Regions from separate parts of the Homo sapiens genome. Here region 1 is linked to region 2. The links are chromatin loops, found by intact Hi-C in ENCODE. Cell type or tissue: mammary epithelial cell. All regions are shown on one strand. Each heading gives the region's core, and the rest is flanking DNA. Links, peaks and the distances in the headings are about the cores only. Region 1 has its middle 54 kb from the start of GAD1-AS1. Region 2 overlaps MYO3B (myosin IIIB).

Region 1 (10,054 bases), core at 3,060-5,559, 460 kb before region 2:
CTGCACTACAGCCTGGGTGACAGAGGAAAAAAAAATCCAGGAACTAATGTTTGGTACAGATATAGGTCATCATAGACTTGGTTTCCGAAAAGACTCTGGAGTGCTACTGTTATGAAATGTTTAGCTGGTGCTTAACAACAAACTCAGTCAGCACTGCAAAGGTGAAAGGCATGCATGTACTTTATTTCCTTCACGGATTCTGAAAGTTTGGGATAAATAAAAGAGTTATCAGTCATGTTTTCAATACACAAGAGAAGCTGGTTTTTGAAGGATTTTATCTATGAATACTATCATTCACAGGGGCCTGGCCCATACTAAGTGAACATATATTTGCCAAATGAAAGAAGGAATACTTTTAAATGAAAAATTATTTTCATGGAAAACAATCACATTTAGTTTCTTATAGCATTTGGAAAGACTTCAGAGAACTCTTAGTCAAACCTCCAACCCAGTGCAGAAAATCCTGTAATCCTTGCATGCTTGGGGTGAAGGAGAGCATCCCACTCCATGGAATGGTAGCGTAGGGCGGCAGGTGAACTGTGGGTTCTGGAGCTGGACTGCCTGGGTTTGCATCAACCCTGACACTCAAGAACTTGTAACCTTGGACAAGTTACTTATCTTGATGCCACTCAGTCTCCTCATCCATAAAATGAGGACAATAGTACCCGCCTTATAGGTTGCTGTGAAGATTTCATGAGTTCATACAAGTCGAGTGCTAGACTCACAGTGAGCACTCAGTGATAACTATTAGTATCATTAGAAAAGTTTGATGTTTCTTCTTGTATTGAGTTGCAGTCTTCCTCTCTGTAACTTATATGTTCATTTGCTTTAGCTTTACTCTCTGGAACTGCTAACACCCTTCAAAGAGCAATCATTTCCTCTCCCCGTCCTCAAGTCATATCCAAATGAAAAATCCCCAGTGTGTTCAAATATTCCCATGGGGCATCTTATAAGCACCTTCTCATCCAGTTGCTTTTTGTTGAGCTCTGTCAATATTGTTTGACCACCTGCTCTTTCCCAGGTGGTTCCCAGAATTGCACATTGTCCTCCAGATATGGCCCAAGCAGAGTGAGAGCAATGAGGCTATTATCATTCTGTGCTGCACTATATACTCTGAGGTGTCTGGTCACAGATTTCATTAAGTGCTTTGGTGGCCAAGTCACATTGCGAGCTCATCCACTAAAATCTCCTAGCCTTTCCTTTTATTTTTCTTTTTACCTGAACTTTAAGCCTTATCATGCTCATCCTGTGTTGTATAGTTGATGTATTTCAATGTTTGTACACATCTACATACCTGTCTTGTGAATCTATTAACATTATATGTCATTAGGCAAAAAATGAAGAAATCTTTTGCATTTGTGTTGAGACAGTTTTCATTTCTTTTACCTTTTTTTTTTTTTTTTTTTGAGACAAGGTCTCACTGTGTTGCCCATGCTGGAGTGCAGTGGCATAATCATAGCTCACTGAAATCTTGAACTCCTAGGCTCAAGGGATCCTCCGCCTCAGCCTCCCAAATGCTGGAATTACAGTCATGAGCCCAACCATTTCTTACTTTTGAAACAGGATGTTGAGTGAGAACTGTTTCTGGAGCCCAGGAATTGCTGACTGGGGCTCAAAGATGAGGACAAAGGTTTACGTACCTCATGTTCTAAAGACAGCCACCAACCGTTGGGTTAGGCGCCTCCCTTGGGAGTATTAAGCTGTGCCTTAACTGGCTTTCCTACTTGCATCCATCATTCAAGCCCTCATCCCTGTGAGCCGTGCAATGATTTTTGCAAGGAACATTGCTTTAGTGAAGGGGAGGGAATGCCCGTCCCCCTCCAAGCTAAATAATGGGAGACGACTTCTAAGCAATTTACTCATAGATAGTGGGGAAGCTTGAAAAGGGGGGATTTAGATATTTTATTCTCTTGCTGTCTTTCTGGTTAGGGAGTAGACATGTGAATTTGTTCTGTGCCTTTCTAAGCAGGGGAAATGAAAATGAAAGAACAATGTCAGGGTCAAACGAGGAGGATGAACGTGGAGCAGGATTCAATCCCACTGGCTGGTGTGGCAAGGATGTATGATATTCGCGTTGGTCAAACGGACCCTGAGGAGGGTAAAGGAGGTTGGGCCAAGAAGGCTGGCAGGAGCCAAGGGGGATTGAGAGAGGCTGGGCCAGAGCTGGAACTCTTACATGGGCAATAGTGCAGTAGGGAGACTCCCTGCTAAGAGCCCTCTGAAGACCTCATGCACCCAAGAGAGCCAGAGATGCAGGACAGCCACGGGACAAGGCCACAACACCGCCCAGTGAAGTAGGAGACACCTGTCCCTTTCTCTCTTCTTCCTCCCCCGACTCAACCTCCCAGAGGAGCTAGAGCCCACAGGAGCCTGTGTCCTGTGGAGACGGTATCTCAAGGGCAGACTGTGCCGCAGCCACCCCATCCAGAAGATATGGGGGAAGAAGGGTAAAAGAGTCATTCATGTCACACCCTCCACTCAGTTCCCTGCAGTTACAAGCTCTCAGGTGATGAGGGGAGGGAATGCTTTCAATCAGATATGATGTTGGAACCTTAAATTAAATAGACTTTTCATAACTAAGAGTGACCAGGAAGCTGAAGAAACACCCAAGATATTATTAGAGTACCTGTTATCCAGTAGGCAGTAAGATGTATCTTCATATAGTTGAAGGCAGTGGTTAGAGAAAAATAGAACCATTTCAAATTTGTTTGAGTTGAGAGTGTTTAAATAAACAAATAAATAAATATAATTTTCCTAAGACACGGTCTTGCTCTGTCACCCAGGCTGGATTGCAGTGGTGCAATAGCTCACTGCAGCCTTCACCTCCCAGACTCAAGTGATCCTACCACCTCAGCCTCTCAAGTAGCTGGCATTACAGGCACATGCTACCAGGCCCAGCTAATTTTTTTAAAAAAGTTTTGTAGCAATAGATTATCACTATGTTGCCCAGGCTGGTCTTGAAATCACGGGCTCAAGTGAACCTCCCACCTCAGCCTCCCAACTGCTGTGGAGAGTGTTTGCCCAAGAGGCTATGCCATGTAACTTTTGAGTCACCCTCCATTCCAGCTAACTCAGTTAGGGTTGGTCTTAGTTTTCCATTGCTGTTTGACAGACTATCATAAATTGGGAAATTTACAGCACATCCATTTATTCTCTTACGGTTCAGTGGGTCAGAAATCTGGGCTGGCTTGGCTGGACTCACTGCCTAGATGCGCATGCTCCCGAGGCCGGGCTCCCATTGCCAGGCTTCGCTGGGAGACGTGCCTCCAAGCTCATTCAGGTTGCTGGCCGAATCCAGTTCCTCGCAGCGGTAGGTCTGAAGTCCTTGCTTCCTTGCTGACTTTCGGTCTGGCATTGTCCCAGCTCCTTGAGGCCACTGCACTAGTATTCCTTTTTTTTTTTTTTTTTTGAGACAGAGTCTCGCTCTGTCGCCCAGGCTGGAGTGCAGTGGCGCGATCTGGGCTCACTGCAAGCTCTGCCTCCCGGGTTCACACCATTCTTCTGCCTCAGCCTCCCGAGTAGCTGGGACTACAGGCGCCTGCCAGCACGCCCGGCTAATTTTTTGTATTTTTAGTAGAGACGGGGTTTCATGTGTTAGCCAGAATGGTCAAAATCTCCTGACCTCGTGATCCACCCGCCTCGGCCTCCCAAAGTGCTGGGATTACAGGCGTGAGCCACCACGCCCGGCCACCAATATTCCTTTTTACGTGGTCCCCTTCATCTGCAAAACAGCAGCCGTGCACTGACTTCTCATTCTGCCATGCCTGAGTCCTTCTGCCTTTAAGGACTCAAGTGATGACCCTGGGCCTGCCTGCATGATCCAGGCTAACCTCCCTATCTGAAGGTCAACTGATTGGTAAACTTATGTTCAATATTCCTTATATCCAGACTTTCTCGGGCCCCAGAAGTCTTCTCCAGGCCCACAAAGGCACACACAGTAGTATAAAATATAGCATGGATCAGAGGAGAGCTATTTCCTGCCTAGAATGAACCTCACCACTGCATGTCTGCAGGCTGGTGCTACTGTCTTGAATAGTGATGACCTTCTAAGCATTAGACCTCTGTTTTGAGGACCACTGAGTTCCAACTCGCCTCATCAGATACCCTAGATTCCAGATCCTTGGTGTTGCTGGAACCCTGGCCAGTCCTTGGCCTCTCTAGTTCCTGACTCCTGGCTGGCATGCGGCAGCCAGGACTCCCCTTTGCTCTGTCCCACCTCTTGGGGCTCCCTGGTTCTCCCGAGCCACCTTCCGTCAGTCCTGATCAGCTGCTGCTTCTGCCCCAAAAGTGATGGGCAACCTTCGAGGAGCTAAAGCGCTGTCTACACTCCTGCACTGGGCAGGTGAAGTAAGGGCGACGTGAAATGTCAACTCTGGCTGACCCCAGCTGCCGGCTGAGTGTCAGCTGGTTGTTTGCCCACTAGGTGGCGTCTGTGGAGCCTGAGGAGACAATGAGGGCTTTCCTGTTAAAAACGCACAAAGGAAGCGTTCTTTTGCTTTTCTTTTTCCTGTTTATTCCACTCACCAGCATCACGGCCCCCACTACTCTAAAAGTAACACTAAAACAAGGCGCCTTTCTAAGTCTCCCTCCCAAGGGGATTGCAGCTTCTTTCAGACCCCCCTGACTAGAGTAAGACAAGAAGTCTGTGCTTTCCCCAGTTTGCCATTAGGTTGTAATTGGAGTCCACTGAGCACCAGTTAACTCTCACCTCCTCCCACCCCTTTCTTTCAGCTGATTTTCTCCAAGGCCCACAAGTAAGAAGTTAAGCCATAGATTTCCTTTTCTTTTCTTTCCTTCTTCTTTCTCCCTTTGTCTCTCTCTCCCTCTTTTTTTCTTTCAAGTTTGCTCCATTTTAAATTTACTTTGGAAGGAGGAGCAGTAGGAGAAGAAAATCTCTACTATCAATTAAGCGGGATTTAACACAGGGCCTATGCAGTGCACGAGTGTCTACGCAGGCGGAGGGCATGGTGTGGCCTAAGAAGTGAGAGGTTACAAGGATTTGCTCCATGAAATAAAAACTAAAGCTAATGCCTATCAAATACATTGCCATTTCCAGGGAATGCAAAGCAGTTTGTACTTTAAAAGTGAGTTTTATTTTATTCATTTGTAGAGACAGGGTCTCGCTATATTGCCCAGGCTGGTCTCGAACTCTTGGCTTCAAGTGATCCTCCTGCCCCAGTTTCCCAAAGTGCTGAGACTACAGGTGTGAGCCACAACACACAGAAAAAAGTGAGTTTTTAGATCAGCTTGAAGGGAGGAGAGATTGGAGTTTTGCCTCCGGTCTCCTTTTTCCCATCTTTCCCCAGGCCACATCTGCATGGAAGGAAAAATAGGGTTACAACATTAGTAGTAAAAACCTATTTATTCAGGCTACCCCGTATGCATTATCTGAGGAAACTCCAGGTATGCTTTTCTGGTGATCTATTACATGGCATGGTGACTGACTATAGTTAATAATAATGTATCGCATATTTCTAAATAGCTAAAGGAATGAATTTTAAATGTTTTACCACAAAGAAACAAAAAATATTTGAAGTGATGGATAAGTTAATCAGCCTGATTTGATCATTCCACAATGTACACATGTATCAAAACATCACATTATACCCCATAAATATATATAATTATTATTTGTCAGTTAAGAAGAAAATAAAACTTAAAAAAACCAAAGGCCCAGGTGGGGATGCCGTGCCCTCAGGCACCACGAGAAATTCACCATTTCTTTCAGCCCTGCCGGGAGGCATTCTCCAGCTCTTGCTGTGATGTGCCAAAGGTCCCCCGGGCTGCACAGTGGCCCAACATGGGAGATGCTCTTCTAGGTCTGCAGGCCATGCTCCACTGTTCACTTCACTAACACCATGCCCTGGCATCATGGAGCCATTGCCTTGATTGGACCCCACAGCCTGTCCTTTCACTCCTTCCTTTCAGTGTGTAAGAACATAGAAATCTAGTCGAAGTTCTTTGTCCTTCTCTGCTCATAAAATGGTTGAGTCTACTTTGGGCCCTTTTCTTTGTTTTTGTTCTCTGAAGTTATCTGGGGGAAAATATTCACAATCAAGCTTGTTTTTCCCTAATAGGAAAGAGTAAGGCAGCTTGACTACTATCAGGAGAAAATAAGATCCTTGGTACTGGTCCAGCACGGCGGCCCATGCCTATAATTCCTGCACTTTGGGAGGCCAAGGTGAGAGGATTGCTTGAGCTCAGGGGTTTGGAATCAGCCAGGGCAACACAGCGAAACCCTGTCTCTACAAACAATACAAAAAATTAGCCGGGTGTGGTGGTGTGTGCCTGTAGTCTCAGCTACTCGGGAGGCTGAGCAGAGAGGATCACTTGAGCCCAGGAGGTCAAGGCTGCAATGAACCATAATTGCACCACTGTACTCCAGCCTGTGCAACAGAGTGAGGCCCTGCCTAAAAAAAAAAAAAAAAAAAAAAATACGGCCAGGTGTGGTGGCTCATGTCTGTAATCCCAGCAGTTTGGGAGGCCAAGGCGGGTGGATCACCTGAGGTCAGGAGTTCAAGCAGCCTGGCCAACATAGTGAAACCCTGTCTCTACTAAAAATACAAAAATTAGTCTCCACTAAAAATACAAAAATTAGTCAAAAATTAGCTTGGTGGCATGTGCCTGTAATCCCTGCTACTCAGGAGGCTGAGGCAGGAGAATTGCTTGAACCTGGGAGGTGGAAGTTGCAGTGAGCCGAGATTGAGCCACTGCACTCCAGCCTGGGCAACAGAGCAAGACTCCGTGCCCCTCCACCCCCAAAAAAGAAGATCCCTGGTGCTTATTCTGCCATTATTGTAAATTAGTTGTAAACATTTTTGTACAATCCTAACTGGGTGGGGTAAAACATAAACTGGTTTTATTTGTCTTTGTCTCCTTTCCAGATTATTATCTCTTTCTCATTAGGTAGTGGACCCCTTAGCACCACCACCAGCTTAGATTCCGTAACTTCATGAACACCCTTGATTATTAAAGATGTTCCAGCTTCTCAAAGCTGTCTATTTTCCCATCTTGTCAGGCTTATGGCTCAAAGGAACTGCAGTGGTCAGGACAGGGCTGTGAACTGCTCTGGTCCTCTCCCAACCTCTCCACCTTCCCTCAGAGTGGAAGGGCTATATCACCTCTGGGATGCTGCCTCCTCTTCATCCTCCAGGCTCTAGCTGCAATGGGGTGTTGGACCCCAACTCACAACCCTAGCAAATCTCTTCTCTCTTCTCTGAGAAGGTGGTGGGGTTGTGGGGCTGGTTCGAGGCTATGGCTGGTGTTAGAAGGGCCAGCTCGGCCAGACGTGGTGGCTTACACCTGCAATCCCAGCACTTTGGGAGACCGAGGCAGGCGGATCACCTGAGGTCAGGAGTTCGAGACCAGCCTGACCAACATGGTGAAATCCCGTCTCTACTAAAAATACAAAAACCAGCCGGGCGTGGTGGCATGCGCCTGCAGTCCCAGCTACTCAGGAGGCTGAGGCAGGAGAATCGCTTGAACCCGGGAGGCAGAGATTGCAGTGAGCCGAGATCGCACCACTGTACTCCAGCCTGGGCAACAGAGTGAGACTCCATCTCAAAAAACAAAAAGAAGGGCCAGCTCAACGCCCACCCCACCCCACCCCACCCCACCCCACCCAGTAAGCTGTGAGCGTGGTGAGCATCCCAATGGTCAGCCGCTTTCTTTAGAATGTGGGGTACTTACTGCCTTTTTGTCTCCAGCATTGGATCCTAAGCACCAATTTTGGGGCAAACAGAAAATCCCACTCATTAACCTGCTACAAAGTAGAATGCCATTCCTCATGCCCTCTTCTTTCCCCCGCTGTGTTAGGCCACCAGACCCCACCTCCATCATTGGGGATTACATTTCAACGTGAGATTTGCAGGGAACAAACATCCAAACCATATCACCCACACACAGTTTCTTTGAGGGCTCCCCAGAGGAATACCTGAGACTGCATAATTTATAAAGAAAAGAGGTTTAACTGGCTCACAGTTCTGCAGGCTATACAAGCATGGTGCCAGTATCTGCTCTGCTTCTGGTGAGGCCTCAGGAAGCTTGTACAGCCTGCAGTACTGGTCTGGGGCTTCATGATCTCACCTCAGGAATCTCATCAGCCTGTCTAGGGTCAGGTGTCCATCCGTTTTGCCCAGAGGATTAGAATGCCTTGATTGACCACACTTGAGTTGGGTGACTATCTCTGGAATCAGAAGGTGAGCTCATCCCTTTACTTTCATTGGGAAAGAATGAAGAAAGAATATTTTCTCAAAGAAAAATGAAGGCGATATGACCAGAAGAAGAAACAATAGATGCCTGGCAGGCATAAAACACAAATGTCCATTATGGAGAACGAGGGAACCGGGAATAGGAATTTTGAAGTGGTTTTATTGGAATATTAAAGCAACCTTGCATACCACATTTATTTTAAAGAATTCCACTTTTCAGCCAAAAATATAGTGAGATTTTCTTTATAAATTTGCTTTATATCATTTGCTCAGATTAAAGGATTTAAGATTCTGGCAGGTACATTTTGATGCATGTATCTGGTATCCTTTATGTGTAAGAGATAACAGAGTCATAATGCCTAGAGGCAGAGCCCTGGGGTGTGACTGGAACATTTCCTGTTTAACAAAGTCTGTTTTATCTAAGAGTTACTGTTGCCATCCTCAAAGCAGCAAATCACCTGGATCATTGTGCTTTCAAACCAGCCTCAGAAATGATGCCCACGAAGCAGACAAAGTTAGAGAGCTCCTTCTAGAGAGGGGCTATTAATAGGCTTCAATAAGGAAAAGTTCAAACACATGCAGATCAGGAAAAAAGAAAATGACCCAAATGAAAGGTCTGAGATGTAAGAGGGAATCATGCACAAACGCAGTGGTAAATATGTGGGCACATCAAGCAAAAATCAACCAAACAAAATTATTAATAATGTACAAATTGTGGGGTTAGAAGAGAGACTTAAAATACTGGATAGCATTGGTATGCATATTGGGAAGAGGATCAGAGTAAAATTATTCTTGGATTCTTAAATGACTCATGAGGAGAGTAAAATTATTAACTTTTGAAATGGTAAAATATTTATGCTGTTGTATCTAGGGTAGCCAACGAAAAACAGACATAGAGAGTATAACTTATAAGCAGAGGGGGAAAATCAGAAAAACAAAAGAAACAAAAAGCAAACCTCCATGAATCCAAATTTTTTGACAAGCAGAGAAAAAAGAAGAAGAGAAAAAGTGGAACAAACAGCACAAAATGAGATGATAGAATTAAATCAAAATATATCAGTAATCACAATAAATGAAGTGAATGACTTCCTTCAGTTAAAAGACAAAGAGGGTCAGAAAAAGGCCCAGGCATGGTGGCTCACATCTGTAATCCCAGCACTTTGGGAGGCTGAGGTGGGTGGATTGCTTGAGTTCAGGAGTTTGGAACCCCGTCTCTACAAAAAATACAAAAATTAGCTGGGTGTGGTGGTGCATGCTTGTGGTCCCAATTACTCGGGAGGCTGAGGCAGGAGGATCGCTTGAGCCCAGGATCTGGAGGCTGCAGTGAGCCATGAGAATGGCATTGCCCTCCAGCACGTGACAGAGTGAGACCCTGTCTCAAAAGAAACAAAAAAAAAAAAAAAGAAAAAAGAAAATGATAAAATCTAGCTCTAGGCCATTTATACAACACAAACCTAAATCATAAGGATACAGAAATATCCTTAAAAGAAGGAAATGTATATCAAGCAGAGACTAATCTAAAGAAATGTGGTATAGCTATATTAATATAAGACAAAATAGACTATTAGACAAAAAGGCAAAAAACCCCCACACCCAACACTGGTCACTACACAGTGATAAAAGCTTAAATCACCAGAAAAATATGAAAATGATAAACTTGTTTATACCTAATAATAGAGCAAAAATTATCCAACTACAAGAGAAAATTGATAAATTCACTGTATTTAGAATCAAATGATAACAAAATAATATGTGGAAACCTTGTAGTATATGGTTAAAGGGATGCTTGTAGGGAAATATTTATTCTTAATGCTATCATTAGAAAAGAAGAAAAGCTCAAAATT
Region 2 (10,054 bases), core at 4,714-7,213:
CATCATACTTAATGTTTAAAGACAGAAGGTTTTCACCTCAGGATCGGGAACAAAGCAATATGTCTCCTCTCACCACTTTTATCCAATATCATACTGGAAGTCCTAGCCAGTATAATAAGGCAAGAAAAAGAAATAAAAAGCATTAAGATTGGAAAGGAAGAAACAAAAGAGTTCTCATTCACAGACAACATGATTATCTATACAGAAAATCCCAAGGAATCTACAAAAACAAAAACAAGAAGACTTCTAGGACTAGTAAGTTTAGCAAGGTTGTGAGTGACAAAGTCAGTACACAAAAGTCATCTGTATTTCTACATATTAGCAATGAATAACTAAAATCAAAATAAAAAACCCATTTATACTAGTTCTATAAACTGAAATACTTCATTATACATCTAATAAAACATGTACAGGATCTGCATGCTGAAAACAACAAAATATTGATTAAATAAATCAAAGAAGATCCAAATAAATAGACATATCATGTTCATGGAATGGAATATTCAACATAGCAAGGTTGCTAATTCTTCCTAAATTCATCTGTAGATTTAATGCCATTCTAGTCAAAATCCCAGCAGGACTTTTTATAGATATAGACAAGCTGCATTTAAAATTTATATGGAAAGACAAAGGAGCTAGAACAGCCAAAACCATTTTGAAAAAGAAGAATAAAGTTGAAGGAATCATACTACCTGATTTTAAGATTTCCTACAGCCAGGCGTTGTGGCTCATGCCTATAATCCCCACACTTTGGGAGGCTGAGGTGGGTGGATCATGAGGTCAGGAGTTCGAGACCAGCCTGGCCAACACAGTGAAATCCCATCTCTACTAAAAATGCAAAAAATTAGCCAGGCGTGGTAGTGGGGGCCTGTAATTCCAGCTACTCAAGAGGCTGAGGCAGGAGAATTGCTTGAACCTGGGAGATGGATGTTTCAGTGAGCTGAGATCGCGCCATTGCACTCCAGCCTGGGTGACAAGAGTGAAACTCCATCTCAAGAAAAAGACTTACTATGAATCTGCAATAGTGTGGTATTGGTGAAGAGGGAGATAGTTTGATCAATGAAACAGAACCACATAAATAATAACCAATTGATTTTTGACAATGGTGCAAAAGCAATTCAATGGAGAAAGGATAGTTATTTTATTTATTTATTTTTTTGAGATGGAGTCTCGCTCTGTCACCCAGGCTTGAGTGTAGTGGCGTGATCTCGGCTCACTGCAACCTCCGCCTCCCAGGTTCATGCGATTCTCCTGCCTCAGCCTCCCAAGTAGCTGGGACTACAGGCGCCCACCACCACACCTGGCTAATTTTTTTGTATTTTTAGTAGAGTCAGGGTTTCACTATGTTAGCTAGGATGGTCTTGATCTCCTGACCTCGTGATCCACCCGCCTCGGCCTCCCAAAGTGCTGGGATTACAGGCATGAGCCACCGCACCCGGCCTAAGGATAGTTATTTCAACAAATGGTTTTGGAACAACTAGGCATAGTTATGAAGAAAAAAACCAAAACATCTTAACCTTACATTTTATACAGAAATTTACTCAAACTGGATCCTAAATCTAAATCTAGAATGTGAAAGTATTAACTGAGCACCTATTCATACACAGATATACACACAACACCGTGGGTGCACCCTGGCTCTCACTAGTCAGTCTCTAACACCCTTGTTCAAGTTTTCCTTTCTCACCCTAAAGCTGTGCTCTTCAAGAGCACAGCCCCACCACTCACGGCAGTTCAGATCAGCATCACGAGCCATCCTCTGCTCAGCAGCCTGCCATCATTTCTTCCTCCTCACAACCTCCCTCTGCCCAAAGAGGTCTTTCCTCCTTGTCCTATTCATTTAATCATCTAACTTCCACTCCCTTCTCCTTTCCAGTGCTGTAGGCCCTGGCTTAGAATGCCTCATTACTCCCAGACTGTCCAATTTTCTCTAGTCTCTACTAAAAACAAACAAACAGACACCACTCCAATAAGCCTTTCTTAGTTAAAAGAAGTCTTTCCTCATGTTTACCCATGACATTTCCCTGACATTTCCTTCTATTTTTATTTGTATGGATATAGTTGTTATATTGCTTCACTTATGGATTTGCATGCCTGTTCAGAATGTAGATTTTTTGTTCATCTTTTATACATTTTGGGATTTGGCACTATTGATCTCTGGCCATTCTAGCTGGGACTTTGTTGTGTTACTTCTAGAAATAACCTATACATAGCACCATATCTAGACAGATTCTCAATACATAATTATCTATTGACTGAGATACACTTCCCAAATTAAATAGAAAGAAGTGGGTCTCTTTGTAAGGAGGAACTCACTCCCCAGGCCTCCCTGATGGGGCTGGCTCATCAGAGCCTCCATTTCAGGAAGAGCCAGCACTATCCATGTCTGTGGCCCTGAAATTTTGTCAATTAGATTCAGCTCATCTGCTAGACCCTTTTGCTAAACTATCAGGATAGACCAACAGCCATAAGTGGAAAATGGAAACTGAGAGATGGATACCAAAAGGCGCTCTCTTAAGAGCTTAATTCATTTTGGGCATTACAGAATCAGGACTCGGAAAACTGACTGCAAGGATTTCAGCAGTGAAGGTGTTATAGTGCTTTACAGATATGACAATGTAGGGGCTCATCTTGTCTCCCCCATCCAAAAAAAGAGGAGCAAATAGAAGTCAATAAACAGATACTTTATTGTTGATTTTCACTGCAAATCAAATCCCATGGAAGAGACCTGAGTCTTCAGACAGAAGAAGGCAATGAGGGTAAAACTCAGTTCTAGGTTCTGAAGCAAAAATCAAACTTTGAGGTTCAGAGAATGTTCCCTCTGGTGCTATTCTTATTTTTCCTAGTTTCTCCCAAGTTCATAACTTCTTTAACACCCCAAACTACTATTTGGAAGTCAGAATTCATGATTCAAAGACAAAAATGAATTTTCAAGTTCTTTTTGAAACTCTGTTTCTTTCTTCCCCTGAGCCTTTTAAGCTTTTCTCTCAGTTTACTAGTTGCAAGTGGAACATTACCCAAACAGGAAAATATGCCTTGAAACCATGTTATAACATCCTTCCTTTTAATGTTTTTCTATCTAGATCATTCAGTTTGAAAAGTCTCAGCCGAAGGGTTAGAAAGCAGTGTTGCTGCTACTTCAAATTTTCACACCTAAAATCTTCAGAGGATTTCCTATCAATAGGAAGTATTACAAAGAACATTTCATCATGTCTGAAGTGGCCCATCTGCAGGCAAAAGGCTGGCTGCATAAGCATGAGAAGAGAACAGAGAGAATTCATATTGACTGTGGCTGCCTCCTTTTACCACAAGGTCACTGAGAACCTTGCAGTGAGAGTGTGCCTCTCAGGCACAGGCAGCTCCACAGCCAGATGCAGCCAGGTGTAAGCAGAAGGGGGCTGCAGAAACCTGGGAGGAGCCCTGTCTCCTGGTGACCTTGGGCCTCCTTATTCTACTCCTCATGCTTTTTAATCTCTTCAATAGTCTGGAAAGTGGGAGCTGGAAACAAGAAAATACCAACTGGATTACTCTCTATGATTTTATATTATGATTGCACATATACACACCGAGGTTGATCCTCTCAACCTTGATAAGAAATTAAATCAAGCCCCAGTAGTGTCATGCGCCATGTACATTTTGGTCAACAATGGACTGCATATAAACTGGTGGTCCTGTAACATTATCATACCATAGTTGTACTGTACCTTTTCTATGTTTAGATATGTTTAGATACACAAATACTTGGCATTGTCTTACAATTAACTACAACATTCAGTATAGTAACATACTGTACAGGTTTACAGCCCGAGAACAGTAGACTACAACATATAGCCTAGATGTATAGTAGATTATATCATTTAGGTTTGTGTAAGAACTCTATGATGTTTGTACAACGATGAAATCAACTAACGATGCATTTCTCAGAATGCATCCCCATCATTAAGCTATGCATGACTATACTTTTTTTGATATATACTAATGAAGGGAATGTTACCTGCCCAGCAACCCAGAGAGGAGGTAACTTGAAAGAACAGGAAAGTGATCCTGGGGCTGTTTTGAAAGCAAAGGACAGTGGCAATCTAGCTACCAGAAAACCTCAAGTTAACTGTCAGGAATCCTTCGATAAAGAAATTAAAGTTTTTCTTTGCATTTAAACAATTTTAATTCTAATTTTTTTTCAGAGATGGGGGGTGTCACTGTGTTGCCCAGACCGGCCTTGAACTCCTGGGCTCAAGTGATTCTCCTGCCTCAGCCTCCTGAGTAGCTGGGACTCTAGCCATGCGCTACCACATCAAGCTTTTTTTTTCTCTTTGTATTTTAAGGGGTCTTCTCTATCTTTTGGAGAAAAAAACCCAACATTACTATGACACAGAATGCACACACAAAAAAGTATGCAAAACATAAATGTACAGCATAATAAATATAATGCAAGCATACATGTAACCACCACCAAGATCAGGAGCCAGACCACTGCCAACATCTCTTAGGGGTCTTCCTAACAAACGTCTTCTCCTCTTTCAAAATTGAGGAGTCCAGCACTGGACCTCCTTTTATGCTTTGAGCTAATTGCCTCTAAGGTTTCCCAAGTTTTTTTTTTTTTTTTTTTCTTTTTTTTTGTTGAGACGGAGTCTTGCACTGTTCCCAGGCTGGAGTGCAATGGCATGGTCTTGGCTCACCGCAACCTCCACCTCCTGGGTTCAAGCAATTCTCCTGCTCCAGACTCCCTAGTAGCTGGGATTACAGGTGCCCGCCACCACACCCGGCTAATTTTTTGTATTTTTAGTAGAGACGGGGTTTCACTATGTTGGCCAGGCTGGTCTCGAACTCCTGACCTCGTGATCCACCCACCTTGTGATCCGCCTGCCTCGGCCTCCCAAAGTGCTGGGATTACAGGCGTGAGCCACCGCGCCTGGCCTCAACTTTGATCTTTTTCCTTCCTCCCTGTAGTTCATTCCTCAAAAGAGGTTTGTAAAGTAATTGACCATAATATATATGCTTACTGAACTAGTGCTCCATTTAATTTCGATAAAACAATTAAAGCAAGGAAAAATAAAAGTGACAAGAAAATGGTTTCTTATGCATTGAAAATATTAGCATATTCTTTTCCAAAGTGCCAGGATAGTGTGGGATCTTGCTTCTAGTGGGAACATCAAGATGTATAGGCACCTTCCCCTTCACGAGAGGGACATGCCTGAAACAAGCATTGGCAAAGAACAGCATAACTTATTTCTGTCCAGTGAGGTTTCCCATCTTCAAAGGCTGTAACATAATAACCCCCAAAAATATAGACTATGAACGTTTTAAAATTTAGAAAAGTAATATTCTGACATTCAACACAGGATGCACAATCATGTTAGAATCGAGGTTTGAGGGCAACTATTGTCATAAGGAGATAAATTAGTGCCCAATTCTGTATAGAAAATTCCATATAGAAAATGAAGTTAAAAGAAAGTTCTAGTTGGTGTACGGCAAAGCCGTATTACCTTTACTCCTATATTTCCCTCGTTGCCTAAAAAGTACCTTATTACTAGAAGCTGTTCTTTAAATGTTTGTTGATTGAATTCATTCCTACATAAATAATTCCAGAAAAAGAAAACACAATCATGCTTATAAGTTTTGATGTTTGTGGCTTCTTAACTATACTCAAAATGTGGAGAATCCTAAGCTATACTCAAGCTTAGGATCTCAAAGGAAATTACTATGCATAATATATAGCTCAGGAATACTGGGAAGCCTATTGGTACATCACGTTTGTGTCTAGTCTTATTTTTCACTTTTGTTTCTATCAAGTGGTGTGGAGTGTAGTTTCAAAACAAGATTCAGAAACAAGAGGAAAGCTCTTTGGGAGGGGTAAAAAAGACGCAGCGGCGGAGGTTATCTCTTTGTTCCTGTTCCTCCCGCAGTTGGGTGAATCAAGGGAGAACAGAGACCGGCTGCAGGGCCTTACTTTCTGCATAGCGCCCCCTAGTGGTCCAGGCTGTTAAATGGTTTTTATTTTGCCAAAGGTTGAAAAATCGGAAATTCCGAAGTTGTGAACAGATTTGACAAGTCGTTATTAATATTTGTGGGAGGATGTAAATGCCAGCTGAAGAGTTATTTGGATAGATTTTTTTCCCAGAGAGCATGTCCCCTATCAATAATGGCTGTCTCTTCACCTCTGTGCTGAAGTCGCCTGATGAGGAGTCTACATCCCTGGGTCTCTGGTAAGGAAACACCAGATAGCCCTTTCCACACCTGCCCCGAGCTCCTGGGATTCCATATTGAATTAAACCCCGGCTGCTCCAAGGAAGGTCTGGAATGGAAGCTGGAGGGCAGCCTTCTGATGGGCACTGCTACTAGTTCTGTTTACAGGAGCATGTCTGAAAAAAGAGCCGGATTTCAACTTTCCTTCCAAGTTAAGATGAAGCAAAGGCTGTAGACTGTGGCTTTTTTTTTTTTCTTAGCCAGGCTTTTCATTCCTCTGCAAGCTGCTAAAAATCAGACCTGGCAGCCAGTTAAGAGGGATGTGGGAAGAAAAGAAGAGGAAATAGTGAACAATGAACAGTGATAAAAAGGTTTCTCTTCCTCTTTTTCTTAAAAGCATGCCCACTGCTATTTCCAGACCTAGCCTAAAAAACACAAAGCCCTTGAGAGTAGAGCTGTGAGAAGGCTGAGTTGGCCGCCCAGCTAAAAGCAGCAGAATCCCAGGTACATTCTAAAAGGTTGACTCAATTAGAATCCATTTGGAAAAACAGTTAAGACCTGGAAGTTCTGTTCTTTGGCCCTAGTTTCCTGCTTTTTTGGCATGAGGACTGACAGCAATTAAACAGAAGGTAACTGTAAGTAGGCAAAGGCCACATACATAGGTGATGGACCTGTTCCAAATTGGTTAGGAGAGAGGTAGGGTGGGGTCATAACTGGGTAGAAATTGGACCAAGGTGATCTTTGAGGATCCCCTGAACTCTGATTCAACACACTCCTTTAACTTGGAATGACACACAAGTAGAAATAATCTTCCTGATAAGTTTTGGTAAACTGAGACTATCCTAGATTGCTTAGCATGAATTAATGATATCGTATGGCTTTATAAAGGGAAGAATGAAAAGAAGGACAAGAAAGTCTAAGAGTTGATGTTATGGATAGTGTATGTATGTTTATGTGTGCAGCTACACGTGTCTGTGTACACACGGATGCTGCACAATTCAATTACAAAAGAAACAAACATTTTCCTTTTCTTGAATTTAGACCCTTACTCCTGCTTAAAGAAGTTCAATGTTAGCGGTGCAGCCCTGGCAGTATTCAGACACTAACTGGAAAATTTCACCTGGTCTTGCAAAAGCTTTAAGAGCAGGGCTATCAGAGGGTTCCCAAGTACCTGTTTTGGTCAGAGGGATTGAGAAGAGCTGCTGAAGAAGCTTGTTTTCTGACGTTCTCAGGACCACAACCACATCGGCAGGGAGAGTGTCTCTATTTTTCTCAAGAACCCCAGAAGCATCATATAATACCTGTAACATGAATAGCAAACGGCAAATTAGCCAAGTCAACTGTCCGTCATTGGTGACACTGGCAACTTGCCTAACCAGTTGTTAATCAACCTCTATATAGAACTCATCTTTACATAGCTTTCATATCCAGAGCACCAGATAAAGGGAATAATTATGATGTTGACAGACCAGTTTATCTTAACTTATTGTCTAGTTGCTTTGGTTTTTGTTTTTTATGGGTTTTCTTTTGTTGTTGTTTTGTTTTTTTCTTTCTTGAGATGGAGTCTTACTCTGTCACCCAGGCCGGAGTGCAGTGGCATGATCTTGGCTCACTGCAACCTCCGCCTCCCGGGTTCAAGTGATTCTCCTGCCTCAGCCTCCCGAGTAGCTGGGACCACAGGTACATGTCACCACGCCCAGATAATTTTTTGTATTTTTAGCAGAGATGGGGTTTCACTGTGTTAGCCAGGATGGTCTTGATCTCCTGACCTCGTGATCCACCCGCCTCGGCCTCCCAAAGTGCTGGGATTACAGGTGTTAGCCACCGCACCTGGCCTGTCTAGTTGCTTTTTGAAGACTACTATCAAAGATAAATCACATCAGAATAATTATTAAAATATATTAGATACCATGTGCAAAGCATCCATCCTATGAGGTAAACACTATTATTATCTCCATTTTACTGGTAGGCAGGCAGAGACTTAGGAAGAGGCTGAGTAATGTGCCCACGGTCACACATTTCACAAGTGGTAGGTAGGTATCAAAACTCAGGCAGTTTGACTCTATGCTCACAACCACTTTAAGTACTCTCACTGCCTCCCTAGGTCCTCATGAGATCTGAGTGATCACTCAAGGATGCTGAGTAGTTCTTGGTTCTCAGAACAGAGGGGATCCAGTTCAGATAAATTTTAAGGAACACCCTCAGAGAATTCCTTCTCTACAAATAAGCTTTGAATGGCAAATGGATGCAGCAAAGGACACAGAGGCCAGAAAAAATAAAAATAAAAAAAGTTTTTCCCCTAAAATCAAGAAAGGAAAATAGTAAGAGTCAAGAAGACGGGTGGGTAGGACATAGTTATAAAAGGACAGAGAGGTGAGAAGAGGAGGACAGGAATGGGAGGCAGAAAAGAGGAATGGGGAGGGGAATCAGGGTAGATGCTGGTATTTCAGACTCTGAGGAGGACCTTAATATGCTAAGGTAAATAAAATATTTAAGGGCAAAAACTGAATTGCAATGTCTAACAAAGATCCAAAATAGATACCATAAAGTACTATGTGGAGAGAAAAATAATCCCCTTCCCTTGTACTAGAATTTCCCAACATCCAGTTAGGAAAATCAGTTCCAATGCCATGATGTGAATATGAATGACAATTTCAATACATCTGAAATTAATAAAATAATCAAAAATGTCTTTTATTGAACTCCTACCAATTTTCTGGACCTACAGCCTCAGCAGAGCCCAGAGGAACCAATCAGCCATAATTCAAATGGCTCCTTTGGGAGTAACATAAGCAAGGAACTTGTGGTTATGGGATAGGGAATTTCCTGAATCAGTCACTAATCTGCTTCAGGAACTTGAAATTGAGACTGAGGCATAATGTATGAAAAGTGGACATTTCAGTTAAGTTGTAAAAGCTTAACATCTGGATAATAATGTGAATTTTTTTTTCTTTTCATCTGGACATTTTGGGGCCCTTAGACATATGATTAAAGTACTAAAAATTGAGTCCCACTGTGATATTAACCTTCCTGCATTACCTACATGTCTCCAAATGACTTTAGAATGTGAACATTTACTGCTAAACACCGCAAAAAGCTGTAATGTGTTTTCTCTCTGGAGAGCTGTCAGTTCTAGGCCAAACCTCAGGTGAGAAGCAGATGGCAACACTGTGGGCCACCCCAGTGAGAAATTGCTTCTATGCCAGGGGCAACTTTCTGTGAGTGGCACCACTGAGAAACTTTAAGAATTATGATTAGGTATTCAGGAAGAATTAAAATGGGAAAGAAATCTGTAAGCAATTTCATGAGCAGCACAGACAGGGTAATACAGACACTTACCCTTTGCCAAATTCAGGTCTAATAACTGTCACACTGGCCTCACCTTTCCAGCATAATGCTGAATGCCAAAGCACAGTTCCACTCCTTTGGGCCTCCAGAAGTATTTGCATCGTAGATTATCTTCAAATTTATCTGTGTGGATTTTTATGTTGGAGAGTTACAATGTGAATTATTTCCTCTTTCAAACAAAAACTTGTTCCTCAAGCCATGAATGACTCAGAATAAGGGCTTTCAGAATAAGGCCTTGATATTAACAAGGGTGGAGAAAGATCACCGATATGATGGGCATTTATCATTATATCCTTGCTTAGTTGTGTAGCATTGTCTTAATGTCAGGCTGTGCTCTAAGATCGTATATTCTCCTGCTGTTTCTAAGAACTCCTAGCATGGACACTGATGACACCAGAGGCCCTGCCAGTTAGTTTTAGAACCTGGTTTAAACTCATCTGGACAACTTGTGACAATGTTATATATAAAAGAAAACCACTGAGGGTTATAATTTCAACTCATAAAAGTGAATCTCTGCCACAAA

Evidence for each region. Hi-C counts contacts between places; a loop is a spot of excess contacts. Peaks named below come from ENCODE experiments on the same cell type or tissue, not always from the same donor. Only the 100,000 strongest peaks of a DNase experiment are listed, where the experiment ranks them.
Region 1: a loop joins it to region 2, with 2.4 times the contacts of the local background. A loop is called at or near these places in 3 of 110 quality-filtered maps.

What each region holds. Positions count from the first base shown.
Region 1 is chr2:170,867,764-170,877,817 of GRCh38, reverse strand. No RefSeq gene overlaps it. Among named protein-coding and RNA genes, the nearest start is that of GAD1-AS1, 54 kb to the right of the region's middle. RefSeq lists an enhancer at 4,155-4,214. In mammary epithelial cell, for the core only: a CTCF peak has its summit at 4,412 (motif pointing right); a DNase peak (open chromatin) is centred at 4,417.
Region 2 is chr2:170,405,145-170,415,198 of GRCh38, reverse strand. It overlaps MYO3B (myosin IIIB), which reads right to left. Exons shown (of 35, transcript NM_138995.5): 21 at 9,566-9,654; 22 at 7,355-7,484. Among named protein-coding and RNA genes, the nearest start is that of MYO3B-AS1, 59 kb to the right of the region's middle. In mammary epithelial cell, for the core only: a CTCF peak has its summit at 5,956 (motif pointing left); no DNase peak of the experiment used is centred there; H3K27me3 peaks cover 464 bases.